3 separate regions of the Mus musculus genome follow, and regions 2 and 3 are each linked to region 1. The links are chromatin loops, found by intact Hi-C in ENCODE. Cell type or tissue: left cerebral cortex. All regions are shown on one strand.

Region 1 (5,000 bases):
CTTTGTGTGCGTGTGTGTGAATTTCTGACATGTACACATGGATGCCAGTGTACATGAATGTATATGCTTGTGGAAGGAAGCCAAAGGTTCATATGGGGTGTTGACCTCATATTTCTTGAAACAAAGTCTCTTATTGAACTTGGAGCTCATTAATTAAGCTGACCAGCCAGCCAGCTCTGGGAATTCACTGACTTAGCCTCCCTAGCTCTGGAGTTACAAACACAAGCAGCCTTTTATGTGGTGCTGAGGTCTGAACTCAGGTCCTCACCTTTGTATAGCAAGCACTTTACCACCGAGACATTTTTCCAAGCCACCAGATCACTTTCAATTGTGAATTTGATATATTACCCGACTCTCAAATCCACAGGAAAGAAATCTCAAATACACATGTAACTACAATGCTGTCCTAAGACTTTAGGATTTTGGCCTAGGAAAGCAATTGAAGTCGGACTTAATGAGCCATCCTAGTAGGAGCATGGAAGGCAGCAGTGCTGAGGGTGTTGGAATTGTGGAGGCCCAGCTCATTATGTTTCAGAGGGGAAATAGAATAATAGCATGTTGTCTAGAGACCATTTTGTTGAAGTATGTGGCTGTCTTTATTATTATTTTAATTATTATTATGTTTTTCAAGATAGAGTTCTCTGTGTAGTCCTGGCTGTTTTGGAACTCACTCTGTAGACCAGGCTAGCCTCAAAGATTTCAAACTAGGCTAGTATCGACTGTTGTGTGCTTATCAGTAGCCAGTCTTATGCAGATCTATAAAGAACAGGAGAAAGCTGAGCAAGGAAGAGTACAAAATATATGATTGAGGGGAAGAGGAGCCCCAGAAACATTTAGGTGAGAGCCTGGTTCTAAGTGGACAAAGGGCAAGACCCCGCCTGCTAAGCTCCCTTCTTGTGAAAAGGGATTAAAGAAGTTTGAGGCTGGGCGTGGAGGCACACAGTTTTATTCCCAGCACTTGAGAGGCAGAGGCAGCCTGGTCTACAGAGTGAGTTCCAGAATAGACAAGCTTAGGAAGTGAAGAAAAACCATTGAAAACAGAAAGCTGATTGAATGAGGGGCAGCTTCAGCCACTTGGCTCTGACTTTGGAGTCAAGGATAGAAAAGTTAAGGAAAGCTGCTGAGGCCAGACATGTGTCAAGGGTGTTCCTGCATGGAACTGTGAAGGGGGAGCCTTGGAGACCCCAAGACATTGGAGATGGCAGAGTTGTGGGGTACCTGCCAAGGAGCGCTAATAACAGGGTGGGACAAGCCCAAGAGAGAGGTGTGCTGCAGTCAACAAAGCTGAAAGGACTTGGAGATTTGAAGAGTGCTTTGACATCAGACACGAAGACACAGAGTTTGGAGTGTGCCCTGCTGGTTTTAGGTCTTTCTGGTCCATTCTTTCCTTACTGTGCTCCCGTTTCTTCCTTTTAGAATGGTAATTTATATTCTGTACCATTGTATGTTTGAAGTATGTGGTCTGCTTTTCTATTTTGATTTTGTAGGGGATTAAAGTTAGGAGATTGCCGTGAGTCTCAGACGAGGCTTTGGACTTTGGACTTGCAGACAGTGTTGAGACCTTCCTAGACTATGGAGACTTGTTGGACTGAACGCACATTTGCACTATGATGTGGCTACAAGCCTGTAGGGGCCAGGGAGTGGAATGTGGTGGTTTGAATGCCTCCCATAGACACATAGATGTGAATGCTTGGTCTCCAGGGGGTGGCGCTATTGTGAGGTGGGTCTTGCTGGGGGAAGTATGTCACTGGGGGTGGGTTTTGAGGTTTTCAAATGCTTAAGCCAGCCCAGTAACTCTCTCTTCCTGTTGCTGGCAGATCTAGATGTAGAACTTTTCAAATCCAGCACCATGTCTATGTGCAGGCTGCCATGTTTCCCACCATGATGATAATGGATTGAACCTCTGAACTGTAAACAAACCCTGTGGGGCGGTGGGCTGTGCACAGACAGCCTGGTCTCAAGTTGAGCAAAGGTCTGGAACCCCGGCGACCCTATGGGTGGTGACTTTTATCTGCATGGGATGGCATGTGTTCGGCCACGCCTCCTGGGTCCTTGACTCCTGTCTTGTAGCTTCAGCCTCCCCCCACCCCACCCCCACCCCCGCAGAGAGAGGTACGTGGCCATCACAGGAATAGCACCAAGCCCTCCCACAAGCAAATAAGGTTTCCCCAAAGCTCTCAGACCAAACCAATGAGAAATACCTGCTGTCAGACCCTTACCCATCTCAAAACTGTATATAAGAATCCTATACAGAAGGATTAGGGGTGGGAGAACTACTCTGTCGTCCAAGACTTTTGTCCTAAGAGCTGTAACACTTGAGATCTACTCTCCTGAAGCGCCGCCTGAGGCCCTGCCGCACTCCTCACTGGCTAGTCGGCTTCTCATCAGCCCAGCCTGACCCGACTCAGTGCAGGGTAGCATGGAATTACTGCATGGCGGAGACGGAGGCCCGGAAGCGGGGAAGCAATTACCCCTCCCTGACCGCATTCGCTTCCTCGCACCAGGCCTGGCCAGAGATTTCCACAGAAATCTCTGGTACTCAGGCCCACAAAACCCCAGAAGAAATGCTTTCCTTTATAAGAGTTGCCACGATCATGGCAGCTCCTCACAGCAGTAGAACACTACGACAGCTGTGTTTCTGTGTGAGAGAGAAAATGTGCTGTGGTGAGGGCGACCCACCTTTATCTCATCAGCTTTAAGAGTGGACAAAGCAGCAGAAGATGCTGCTCAGAGGCACTAAATTCTTATGTCCACAAGGTGGCACCCCATACCTGGTATGCACATTTTCACTTCCTAAGGCCAAATATATGAAGACCTTTTGCCAGAAGAGGTCGCAGAAACACCTCCCTTCCTTTCCCTACCTGTTGAGTGGGAACTGCCTTTATACGCTGTGTTAAGAATGGAGGAAGGTGATATTTCAAGCCCTCTCACTACTGTGAATTAGAAGATGGAATGGGGCCCTAGCATATCAGTGTTATACTGAAGGCTTTAGTTAGGGCACAGGGTTAGAAAAAGAAGAGGTAAATCATTTTTATCTGCAGATGGTATGATAGCATGTATTTTTATGTTTTAACTTTTTATTGCAGTGTGTGTACACATGCATGCTTGCGTGCACATGTGCATTGATGCAAACACATGCAAATGCCATTCTGTCTTCTCAAAATGTGCTGTCACCTGCGCACAGAAATCTGTACTTTCCCGCAGTGTCCCTGGTGGTTCTGGCCTCGAGTGTGCACTTATCCATTCTGTCTCTACATGGCTGCTTCAAGTTGACAGTGTTACAGGTAACATGGGGCTTGGCACTTTATTTTTGTGTCTAATTACAAATTCTATTTTTATATCAAAGAAAGCATTTCGTCAAGCTTATGGTTTCTGAGGGATACAGTTCACAGTGTCAGAGTAAAGGCCTGGCATGAGGAAAGGCACAATGATCACTGTGATCAGCAAGTAGATCACTTATATGCAGCCTCAACCTTAACCATAACTCTAACCCTGTGTCTAACCCAATTCTAATCGTAGCTATAACTGAATCTAGACTATCCCTATCCCTAATGCTAATCCTAAAACTAACACTAATGCTAATCCTACACCCAAACCTACCCTATACCTAATATAACCAATAGTCTAAACCCAAGCCTAAGCCTAAACTTAGGTCTAACCCTAACCTGAACCTAGATTAGTCCTATTCCAATGCTAAACCTAGACCTAATCTTAAATGTAGTCTATTCCATAACTATAGGCCTATCCTTTCTCCATCTTTAAGTCTACTTAGCCTTAACATTGGCACAAATGCCAGATATAACCCTAACCTGAAAGTAACCCTAACCTAACACCATTCTTAAACAATACATATTCTTCTCTTCATATAAGTGCTAACTATAAAATTAACACAGAACAAGACCAAATAGCAAACCATAGAAACCTGATACAAACAACCCTAGAAATACCCATAAAACTATTGCAACCAAAGCTGTAACACTAGCAATATCTATAATGATACCTGACCCTAAATTTAAACATATCACTACATTTATCAATACTAAAATCCTTAGCTTTATTTATGAGCATAACCAAAGAACTCTATCCATAGGTCTCACCCAAACAATATCTAACTCTAAACTTGTTCCAAGGCTTGAGAAAAATGCTAACACCAATCCTAAATCTAAATCTTGCAACGAAATGATGGTTTAAGGTTTAAACATTAAACCAAACTTTCCAAGGTCTGGCTCATCTTGAACATGAACTCAAAGAATAAACTTAAATAATACAAACCCTAGACTTAACTTTAACCCTGGGAATCCCAGCCTTAAAGCCACCCCAATAACTAACACTAAGACAAGCCCTAATGGTAACCTTAACCCTAGCACTAACCCTAGCTCTGACCCTAACCATAGTCATAGCACTACCCCTAGCACTAACTCTAATCCTAAGCCTAGCAAAAGCTAACCATTGTTCTAATTATAATACCAACAACTCTGACACTAAACTGCAACCTACCCATAACCACAGCCTGGCCCTATTCCTAAAACAAGGCCTAACCCTGTCTTGAACTGCTGCAGAACAATATCTAGACTCATAACTCTATTCCCTGAATAACATAACCATAGCCTAATTCTAACTAGAGACCAACACGGACTCTAAACTTAGCCCTAACAAAAACCCTAACACCACTTTAAAACCCAATCCTAACCCTAATCCAACCATAACCTCCCCTCTAGAACTAAACATAGTCTGAGTCTAACCCTAACCTTAGAACCCTACCCCTTGTCCCACCTCTCACCCTAGTCCCAGCAGCAACACTAACTGTAGGCTGAACTAACTGTAGACATTAATTCTAGCCTAATGCTAAACTTAGTATCAACCCTAACACCACTCTAGAGCAAAATTAAATGCTAACCCTAGTCCTATTCTAAAGCTGACTCTAGGCCCCGACCCTAAACATATTACCAGTTGTAACCTATTCCAAAGGAAGACATTAGCCCGAGGCCTAAAGTTAACCT
Region 2 (5,000 bases), 210 kb after region 1:
TAGATAGTCCTGGGGCTCATTATATTGGATGTTAATTCCGTTCTCCTGTGAGTGGTTGTGAACAAGGAATGAGTCACCACTCAGGTGATTTCCTGTAGACCTGCTTCCCACCTTAATTTGTAAAATAAAGGAGAGCTGATGATTGGGCAGATAAAAGGGAAGGTGGAACAGAAGGTAGGGGAGGGAAGAAGGGGAAAATGGAAGAGGGAGAGGGTGTAGAGGAGGAAGAAGACTAAGAAAAGCAGAGCAGAAGCACATGGCCTGGAGAAACTGCAAGTTCTAAGTTCAAGTTCTGATAAGATGGAATGAAAGACCCACAATGTGAGGGCTCCCCCACATTCTGACTCAGGAGAGGCGACACCCCAAAATCACCCACAAGAAACGGGTCTTGCTGCAAATTGCAAGAGGATTTTTATTCAAGAGCGCTCTCGGGCCCATGGTCATACACCACACAGGGTAGAGGACCTTGGCGCTCCGAGTAGCTGGGTAAGGGGGTATTTAAAGGAAGAAACCAGAAACTCAAGGAAGTGGGGAGGGCGTTGTTGGAAGATACCAAAGATACCAGTTAAGAGTCACAAGGAAGTGTAAAGTTACAAGAGTCACAAGGAATACCTGGTAATTGTTAACTCTCAAGACAGCTTCTAAGAGCCCCTAACAATAGAACATTTGCATTGCAGGTTCTGGTAATGGCCAGGGTGACTTTCTTTGAATGAGCACTCTTTGAACCCAGGAAGCAGGTGGGTAGAGGAATGTCGCTATCTCTTTTATGATTAGCATACCTTTACAAAGGCCACATTCCCAAGCCTGGGCCTAAAGGCCTAGAATTCTGTTTTTACGTTGTTATACTTTCAGGAGAAGATGGTAGTGTAGCGGTAGATCTGCCCAATCTAGGCGCATGGCTTGTATTCATATTAACTGAGTTGTGTTGTCATTGCCGGGGCATATTTGGGAGGAGATTTACCACAACATAGTCTCTCTACACAGTACTAACTGTCCTGGAACTTACAATGTAGACCAGGCTGGCCTCCAACTCACAGAGATCCATCTGCCTCTCTTTCTGGAGTGCTCAAAGAAATGTGGTGGTGGTAGTGGTGGTGTGTGTGTGGGGGGGTGTAGTTTGTTTGATTAATTTTTGTTTGTTTGTTTTTAATTTTCTTGTTTGGGGTTTTGTTTGTTTTTGAGGTGACTATCTCTACATGGGCCCAGGAAGCAAATATTTATCCAAGTATTCCTGAAGAGAAACACAGACACTGCAGATGAAGTTCGAAGGTTGGGCTAAGTGTTGGTTTAGATCAGGGGTTAACAAACCAAAGCCATAGCCAAGTTCACCTGGTGTTTGTAGTATAATGATTAAAATTCTCAAAAGAGCAGGGCACTGGTGGTATACACCTTTAATCCCAGCACCCAAGGGGGCAGAGGTACTCTGAGTTTGAGGCCAGCCTGGTCTACAGAGTAAGTTCTAGGCCAGCCAAGGCTACACAGAGAAACTCTGTATACAACAATAGCAACAACAGTGATAGATAGATAGATAGATAGATAGATAGATAGATAGATAGATAGATAGATTTTATTAAAAATATGTATCAAGGGCTGGAGAGATGGCTCAGCCGTTAAAGGCTAGGCTCACAACCAAAAATATGTATCAAAAGAGAAGTTTTGACATGGAAATTACTTAGCACTCAAATTGCAGTTTCTGTATTTTCCTTGGATGGTTTCATCCATCAGTGTGACATTCTTGCTCCCTGTCTTCAAGCTGCAAGAAAGGCAAAGTCTAGAGAACAACAGCTTCTTCACAGCTCCCAGCCAGCACTGACTTTCTACTTGGGAATAATTTCTCAGAAAGCTTAGATAGCTCTGACGAACCTAAACACTGCACATCCTAAATCCCACAGATTTTTGAATTATGTAATGGGAATGAGGCTTGGAACCCGGAGCTTGAATAGCACTTTGGAAGGCTCTCCACTGGGCTTCCTGCACTTGGCACCTCCGCAAATTTGTGGCTGTTCTGGTTTGTGTCCTGTGTAAGTCTGCTTGAATTTACCATTAATTACAATAATTAAAATCACGGAGTCTCCTCGGTGGGAATTTTCCAGCTCCTAGACAGAAATATTTTCTTACAAGCTCCCTCTACTGGCCTGTTCTCAGAAGGACACTTCTTTCTCTCTCTCTCTCTCTCTCTCTCTCTCTCTCTCTCTCTCTCTCTCTCTCTCTCTCTCTCTCTCTCCCTCCCTCCCTCCCTCCCTCCCTCCCTCCCTTCCTTCCTTTCCTTCTTTCTATTTAATTTATTATCTTTAATCGTTTTTTTTTTTACAGTCCAGTCATTATCCTCCTCCTGGTCTACCCTCTGACAGTTCCTCATCCCATTCCTCTCCCTCCCACCACCCTCCTCCCACCCCTGTCTCCGAGAAGATGTCCCTACCCCTCCACTCCACCTCACCTCCCCCACCCCACCTGGGTAGGATTATTGATTGTTCCTCTCTCTCTCGTCTGCTTGCACAGTACCTTCTCACACTATGAAAGTCATACTTCTGTGTCTGAAGTATGTGGTATCTTCAGCAATGAGATCTTACCTTCAATTTCAAGGTGATAACCAAGGATTATGACAATACCCTAGATGGTTTGGGGATGGTGTCTCTTGGAATCCCCTGATCAACAACTGAAAGGGAGATTTCCCATGCCTGGCCATGGGGTTAGAACACCGTATTATTTTATATTTATGTATTATTCATGCTTAAAATTCATATATGATAGATAAATACATATAAATAATTTAATTGAAGTTACTTCACTTTGGGTGACAAGAGCTATAGCTATGTTCAGAATCGCCACTGTAGGGACCCAGTGAGAGAACTATACTCCCTTTAAATGCAAATGAGTAGCAAGTCTAAGGGAAGCTAGAGAAGCTGGAGAAACCTTGGCCAACAATGCCTTCCTAAGCACAGCTCCCAAAACACCCTGCTAATGAACAGGTGATCTTGCTGCTCACAGCCTTGGGAAGGATGGTCACGTGCAAGCAGGGGCAGAGTGATGTTTGCTTGTTAGGTTGTAAACAGCCCCTCTAATGTGGGAGAGGCAGGCCTGGTTGGAACTGGTTAAGGACTGTGTTATAATATGTATAACTGTTGGAAACAACAAAGTTATGAATCTAGAAGTATAAATTGTTTGTTAGTGACTTAACAAAACAAACTGAAGTGACTGTGGCCTGCCTAGGCATGGCAAACATGGCTCTGGCAGGCCTTGCCCTTCCCCATTTCCTCTGCCTTATTAAAAACCCTTAGATTACATTCCTAAAGCTAACTACCAAGATCTATTCCCTTATTTGGCCACTTCCTCCTCCTCAGGCTAACTACCAAGGTCCAGCTATCAAAATACTAAAGTCCAGATCAAAAGCCCCATTTTGGCTGTTCCAATTAACATGCCCAGTCAAAATTAAACACCTCATTTTAACATGGGATTTCCCCTTTTACCTTTACAAACTGCCATTTGCCTATGGGTCATGTCTGTCTCCTCTTTATTCAGAGGCAGTCCTTTGTCCTTCTCAGGCTAATACTCCTTCCCCCATCTCTTGTTCCTGTCCCCTTCTCCATTGTCCTTTATCTTCTATCTTTGTCTCTAATTTGCTGCCTTTTGTCCCTCTGGAGCAAATCTCCTTTGTACCAAATACTTGTCTCTTCAGAAACCTCCCATAACTTTCTGCAATAAAACAAAATTCATAATTTGTTTTACTTAGCAAGGCTCTCCAGACTTTTTCATTCCAGAGGCATCACTGAGCCCCGAAAAGTGTCAAGATTTGACTTGGTACTTAGACTTTCACCCCAGCTGCATGATGATAAGTGGATGCAAAAGGACCAATAGTTGGAACGTTTTGCTTGAGATAGCAGAGACCAAGGACTTTCACTAAGAAACTGGCTTGGTGGATGGAAAGGCCTCAGTGCCTTAGTGGATATATTAGTCAAACTGTGTTGTTATCACAAAATGCCTGGCATAACAGTTTATAAGGGAAAGGTTTATTTGGCTCTCATTTTCAGAGGTTTTGACTGTAGTGAGGAAAGCTTGGGCCATCAAAATGACTCTGTGTGGCTAATGAAACTCCATTATATGCTAAGCATTCATCTTGGTACTTGCCAGCCATTGTCTCTGACTCCACTCCCTGAAAGATAAGTTCCCAGTAACCCTGATTCAGTGACCACCACCCAGAAATGGACAGCTATGACTATCTACTTGTTATGATATGACTAACTGCTTTTTTACTTCTGCAACTTGCTTACACAGATACACAAAGATTGTTTTGAATTGCCTTAACCACTTAATTTAGCAGAACAAAACAGTATTTACTTATTTACAAAGATATTGAAGGTTTTTCCCTTTAAAAGTCCTTCTGCATGCCCCTCCTTCACAACAATCTCAAATTTGACTCATAGATTGTTTGTCCTTCTAGCAGCTAGACAATAAATTTTAAAGTTATAGTTGGATTAACTCTTTTCCTGGGTCTTTTCCAGGGATCACAAACGCCATGATGTTTGGAGGCCCCAGCGAGATCCCTAGGAGACCTTAGACTCAGGGCTAGGGGTCTGGAATAAGCCCCACAGGGAACAAACCCAAAGTGGACTGGATAGGTCCCAGGGATCCCAGATTGCAACTGCCACAAATTTGTAAATTGAAAGTAAGAATGTTGTCCTTACATAGACTCAAAGGACTATGCTTATACTACTGAGGGACACTGTGTTTCCATGTGTGCTTCTTATGGAGTGAGAAAAAAAAAAAAAAAAAAAGAAAGAAAGTAAGAATGTGCTTCTAAAGCTTGGACCTATCAGTGAGTTGTTCTGTCCTACTTTGAAGTCTAGACATTTGGAGAAACAAAAAGCAAGATATAACAATATTGTAGACCCTGTCTCTGGGATTGAGGGGACACCCTACTGTCCTTTTGGTTTTAGTGTATAAGTGAAGATATGTCTGAGTTCATCTTTTTTTCTTTCTGATTGTGTTGTTGTACTGTCTTT
Region 3 (5,000 bases), 230 kb after region 1:
TAAGCATTCTTAAGGCTTACTTCTGTATAGACCTGGTAGTCTGGTGAGATTTGGAACTGTGAGAGGAATGATTTCTGTCCATTTATTTGCTTCTTGGAGATATTGAACTGACTGATAACCTGAGGTCTCTGGTTTATGCACAGGCAGGAAAGGTAAATTCCAAGCCAACTGCCATGGGGGTAAGGTAATTACTTTCAAACAGCCCCTTGATAGGTGGAGCAATTTCTGGTCTAGCTTTTGGCTTCCAAGGATATCACCAGACCTCACTGATGTGGCTATAGTGAAGAGACTTACCAGAACTGGTGGGTGGTGGTGCCATGCCAGGAGGACTTCTCTCAGCCTGTTTCTTAGGGAATTGTTGTTGCAAATCCTGGAGCAGGGTCCTTGGGTCTGGATTTGTTTCTGCTGTGGCATCTGGGAGAACTAGAAGATATTCTTTATACAGAGAGCAGTTCAGCTGAGTTGGTAGGCAGGGGTAAAGAAAATCTGAGTTTCTTGAAGAGTAAAGGAGATGATGGTGTTATGGAATTCAAGAACACCCAGAAAAGATCCCTAGACTCATTTCAGATTTTAATTAATCAAATTTATTAAAGCCACCAGCAGGGTCACCCACAGTCTTTGGCCCAAATCAGAGATATGCTATCCAGAGGCAGGTGAAAGAAGGTCTTTTAAAGATGAAACCCAGAAGAGCTTTTCCTCTCTGCTAAGATTAGATGGTCAAGGTGACTTCAAAATAGTCCTTGAATGTCTGAATGGGCAGGTTATAGAAACCAAAATCAGCAATTATTCATATCATAACAAGCAGATGGCCATAGTTGTACATTTCTGGGCAGAGGGTTAAGGAGTCAGGGTTCCCAAGAATTTATTTTCTAGGAGCTTGAGTGGGGGAAAAACAGCTATTAGGTACCAAGATGGATGCCTAGCATGAACATGGAGTTTCATTAGCTATCACAATGGTACCTAATTTTCAAAGAATACCTCTGCCCAAAAGGAGAAAGAGCAGTCCGAGACCACCACAAAGGAGTGAGTCACCACCTGCCTGTGACTCCCTGTATTGCCATCATTACATTGGTAAATTTGGTTTGTTTGTTTGTTTGAGGGTCATTCCCTTGGATACAGAACAGTGCAGTATGAGCCGTAGGGCCTCAGAGTGAGCTGACTGGAATGCAGTCAGCATAAACCTTGCTTGCCTTCGTAGAGCTCAGCAGCAGCCACGGCATTTTGCCTGTCCTCTGCTGTAGAGTCTCAGTTATTAACTTTTACCTTGATGGACTGAGATGTATTCATCCCTGAAAAGCCCTCTAGTTTTTGGAGATTTTCTTATGGGTGTCCAGAGCTGACTGAGTGACAAAAGCCAAATTTTACACTCTAACTTTTTTTTTTACGCTAATGAATAAAGAGATGTAAGATCTGAAGGTTTCTTCCAATCTTCAAGAAATGCCCCAGGAGACTCTTCTGGGGCTGGAGGAGCCTCAGTAGTTTAAGACAAATTAGTGGTGGCAAGCTGCACCCTGAATTCCAGTCATAAGATTCTGGTGACAAGTGTCCACAGCCTGGGAACCTGCATATGTATTGGGGTCCCATTTGGATGGAGAGACTGCCTCAAATCGAGTAGCTTTTTAAAAGCATTCATACCAGCAGCTGAGCCCCCCCCCCCAAAAAAAAACCTTTATCTCAATTCAGATCTATGCCCATGAATCCCTTTTCCTTTGGGAGTAACTGGTCAGAAGGAATTACTGACAAACATTCCAGGTAGGGAAACGGGTGCATGGGACAGATTCCAGAAGAGAGTGGGGGGCTTGGGCTTATCAGAAAAAGGGACTCTGTGTCTTCCAGTTATGCAGATCTGAAGTAGAGAAAGGAGTATAGAGATCAAGGAAAGGGTGATGCCCTTCTTTAAACCACTCCCCCCCACCCCCACCCCCACCCGCCTCTGGAAGGAAAAGCGTCTTATGTGACAGAAAAACAGATGCTGGGACTTGAATCCAGAATGGGGTATGGTGGGCCCTCAAGCTGGGAAGCCAAAGGTGCCTTAGAAGCTGGCAGGGCAGTAGGTGAAGAGAGCAGCCCTCCCTGCACCGGTGCACGAAGGCCACTGTCCAGGCCCAGGCTCCACTTAGAGCCAAGAGGAGTGAAGGGCTCCGTCCCGCACCCTCGCTAGAGCCCACAGAGAATCCAGCCTACCCAGGTCCCGGGGGACATTGTCACATGAAGAAGGCCAGGGCTGGGGACAGACCCCCCAACTGTAGGGCCCGGGTAAGAGAAGCACTGGGGTACAAATCAAAAAACAAGGAGCTAACATCGGCAGAGGGTGCCACCTGTTGGCAGAATACGGGAAAACAGCAGAATTTTAACCAGTTGGTCAGATCAGATCCGACAAAACAAAAACACCAACAGCAAAATCAAGAAATCAATTAAACAAACCCCAAACGTGCCTGTCACACGTTCAGTCAGTTCTCTGGGTCAGACTTGCCTTTCATGCATTCAATAATCCACACAGTTGGCCAGTCACTCATTCAAGCAAAACTGAAACCAGACCTCACATGAGAGACTGAACCAGGATTCAGAGTCCCCACTCTTTACGTTCCAATTTAGTGTAGAAGGGGGACTAGGAAAGAGTTTCCTGTCGAATATTGTCTTCCTAAAACAGGATGAGGGCCTTAAATATCCATCCATCTTACCCAGAAGAGACCCCCTTTTCGGGGCCTATCTCTCTTATCCAGAAGGCTTCCATGGGGGCACATGCTCACCACCCATAATTCAGTCTACAGAGTCACCTCCTACCAGTGACAGAAGGATTCCTTGCTGGGAACACAGCAGTAACTCCGGACCTCTCCGGACTCAATGAGAGGTGTGGGGTCCTGGAATGCTCAGCGAAGGAGCCTCCCCTGCAGCCCCTCCTGCACGAGGAAGGCCAGGAGCGAGGTTGAGTCTCATGGAGCAGAGGGTGGGAAATCTCGTGTGGCTTCCAATTTTATGATCCACATGAGATACTTACTGACAACCATACTGATTTAGACAATAATTTTAAGTCCTTTTATTAATAACCAGACCAAAGAGGGGCTTGAGCCCTTCAAAATGTCTCTTGGTGCCTGAGCTCAGGGATACAGAGCTTTTAAGGCAAAACCACACAGATACATTTATATGAGCGTCAGAGTAAACTTGAAACATTCACTCCTGGCAGAGCTTAATAGGTATTTTAGACATAACTCGCCAATTACTCTGTTCAGCACATCTGGACCGTAGTCAAGGCCATGGAGATCTCAAACGTGTTGCCAAGGGATACGTGGCCTTTGTGGGAAGGGCTGAGAACCGTCTAAGCACACACACAACGGAATCAGGTAGTGTTACCTTAGTCATTTCAATGGGAAGCTCACTCAGCTTGTGGTAGCCATTCTCAGGCCTGTGGCCCAGGTTTCATTTAACAAGTCTGAGGCGTGGTGGAGGCTGGGGAGTGGGTACTTCTTCACTTCATTTTTTCAGGCAGGGTTTTGCTGCTCAAAGCTGACCTTAAACTTACAATCCTCCTGCCTCAGCCTCCTGCGTGCTGGGATTACAGAGGTACATCACTATATCCAGCTTGAAAATGTGTGGTCTGATGGGTTTCTGGCAGTTCTGAGGCATCTGTTCCAGGTGCCATGGATTTCTGACACCTGCAAAGGACAAGGTTCACACCATTGTCCAGTGGCTCTCTCTCTCTCTCTCTCTCTCTCTCTCTCTCTCTCTCTCTCTCTCTTTCCTTTTTTTGTTTTTTGTTTTTGTTTTTTCTTTTGTTTGTTTTTTCGAGACAGGGTTTCTCTGTGTAGCCCTGGCTGTCCTGGAACTCACTTTGTAGATCAGGCTGGCCTCCAACTCAGAAATCCGCCTGGCTCTGCCTCCCAAGTGCTGGGATTAAAGGTGTGCGCCACCATGCCCGGCTAAAATTATTTTTGCTGTTTTGTTCTTTGTTTGAGGTTGGGATTTTTTTTTTGTTTGTTTGTTTTTGTCGTTGTTTTTGTTTCGTTTTTTCGAGACAGGGTTTCTCTGTATAGCCCTGGCTGTCCTGGAATTCACTTTGTAGACCAGGCTGGCCTGGAACTCAGAAATCTGCCTATCTCTGCCTCCTGAGTGCCAGGATTAAAGGCATGGGCCACCATGCCCAGCTCCAGTGGTTCTAAACCTTCCCAATGATGCAACTCTTTAATACAGCTCTGCATAATGTGATGATCTCGTACCATAAAGTTATTTTCTCTGCTACTCCATAACTATAATTTTGCTACTGTTACAAACTATAATGTAAATATTTTTTGGAGCTAGAGGGTTGCCAAAAGGATTGAGAGCTGTTGTTACACAGCTGAATCTTATGTCAGCTGTGCATGTATCTTCAGATTCTGTGCAAAGTATTAGCTGCATAAAAATCAGAATGTTGAGACTATTATTTGGTATATAGGTACAGTAGGTGTAAATAAAAGAGAGAAAATTAAACAAACATATTAAGTATTCATGTAGATAAAATGTAAACATAGCTAGGTATGGTGGTGCATGCTTTTAAGTCCAAACACTTGGGAGATAGAGGTGGGCAACTCTCTGTAAGTTCAAGGCCAGCCTGATCTACGTATAGAGCTATGGGCCAGCTAGAGATACATAGTGAAACCGTCTCAAAAACAAAGAAAACAAAACTAAAAAAAAAAAAAAAGTGAATATAGGAATTTTCAGCTATACAAATTAGTAATATTAGTTAAATATGCAAATAAAGTGAGGGTAAAAATAATTGGGCTGTAGCTCCGAGGGGTAGAGTACCTGAGGCCTGGCTTCCTCTCCAAAACATACCATAAAAAGCAAGGAAGCCCGGCGTGGTGGCGCACGCCTTTAATCCCAGCACTCAGGAGGCAGAGGCAGGCGGATTTCTGAGTTCGAGGCCAGCCTGGTCTACAGAGTGAGTTCCAGGACAGCCAGGGCTACACAGAGAAACCCTGTCTCAAAACAAAACAAAACAAAACAAAACAAAAAAAACCCCAAAC

What was found. Hi-C counts contacts between places; a loop is a spot of excess contacts. Peaks named below come from ENCODE experiments on the same cell type or tissue, not always from the same donor. Only the 100,000 strongest peaks of a DNase experiment are listed, where the experiment ranks them.
Region 2: a loop joins it to region 1, with 5 times the contacts of the local background. A loop is called at or near these places in 19 of 42 quality-filtered maps.
Region 3: a loop joins it to region 1, with 9 times the contacts of the local background. A loop is called at or near these places in 40 of 42 quality-filtered maps.

What each region holds. Positions count from the first base shown.
Region 1 is chr14:20,065,288-20,070,287 of GRCm38, reverse strand. No RefSeq gene overlaps it. Among named protein-coding and RNA genes, the nearest start is that of Saysd1, 15 kb to the left of the region's middle. In left cerebral cortex, a CTCF peak has its summit at 2,761 (motif pointing right); a DNase peak (open chromatin) is centred at 2,776.
Region 2 is chr14:19,856,450-19,861,449 of GRCm38, reverse strand. No RefSeq gene overlaps it. Among named protein-coding and RNA genes, the nearest start is that of D14Ertd670e, 20 kb to the right of the region's middle. In left cerebral cortex, a CTCF peak has its summit at 2,093 (motif pointing left); DNase peaks (open chromatin) are centred at 1,980 and 2,040; H3K4me3 peaks cover 401 bases; H3K27ac peaks cover 547 bases.
Region 3 is chr14:19,837,339-19,842,338 of GRCm38, reverse strand. It overlaps D14Ertd670e (DNA segment, Chr 14, ERATO Doi 670, expressed), which reads right to left and starts at 3,414. Exons shown (of 3, transcript NR_105025.1): 1 at 3,352-3,414; 2 at 295-423. In left cerebral cortex, a CTCF peak has its summit at 2,318 (motif pointing left); a DNase peak (open chromatin) is centred at 2,319; H3K4me3 peaks cover 707 bases.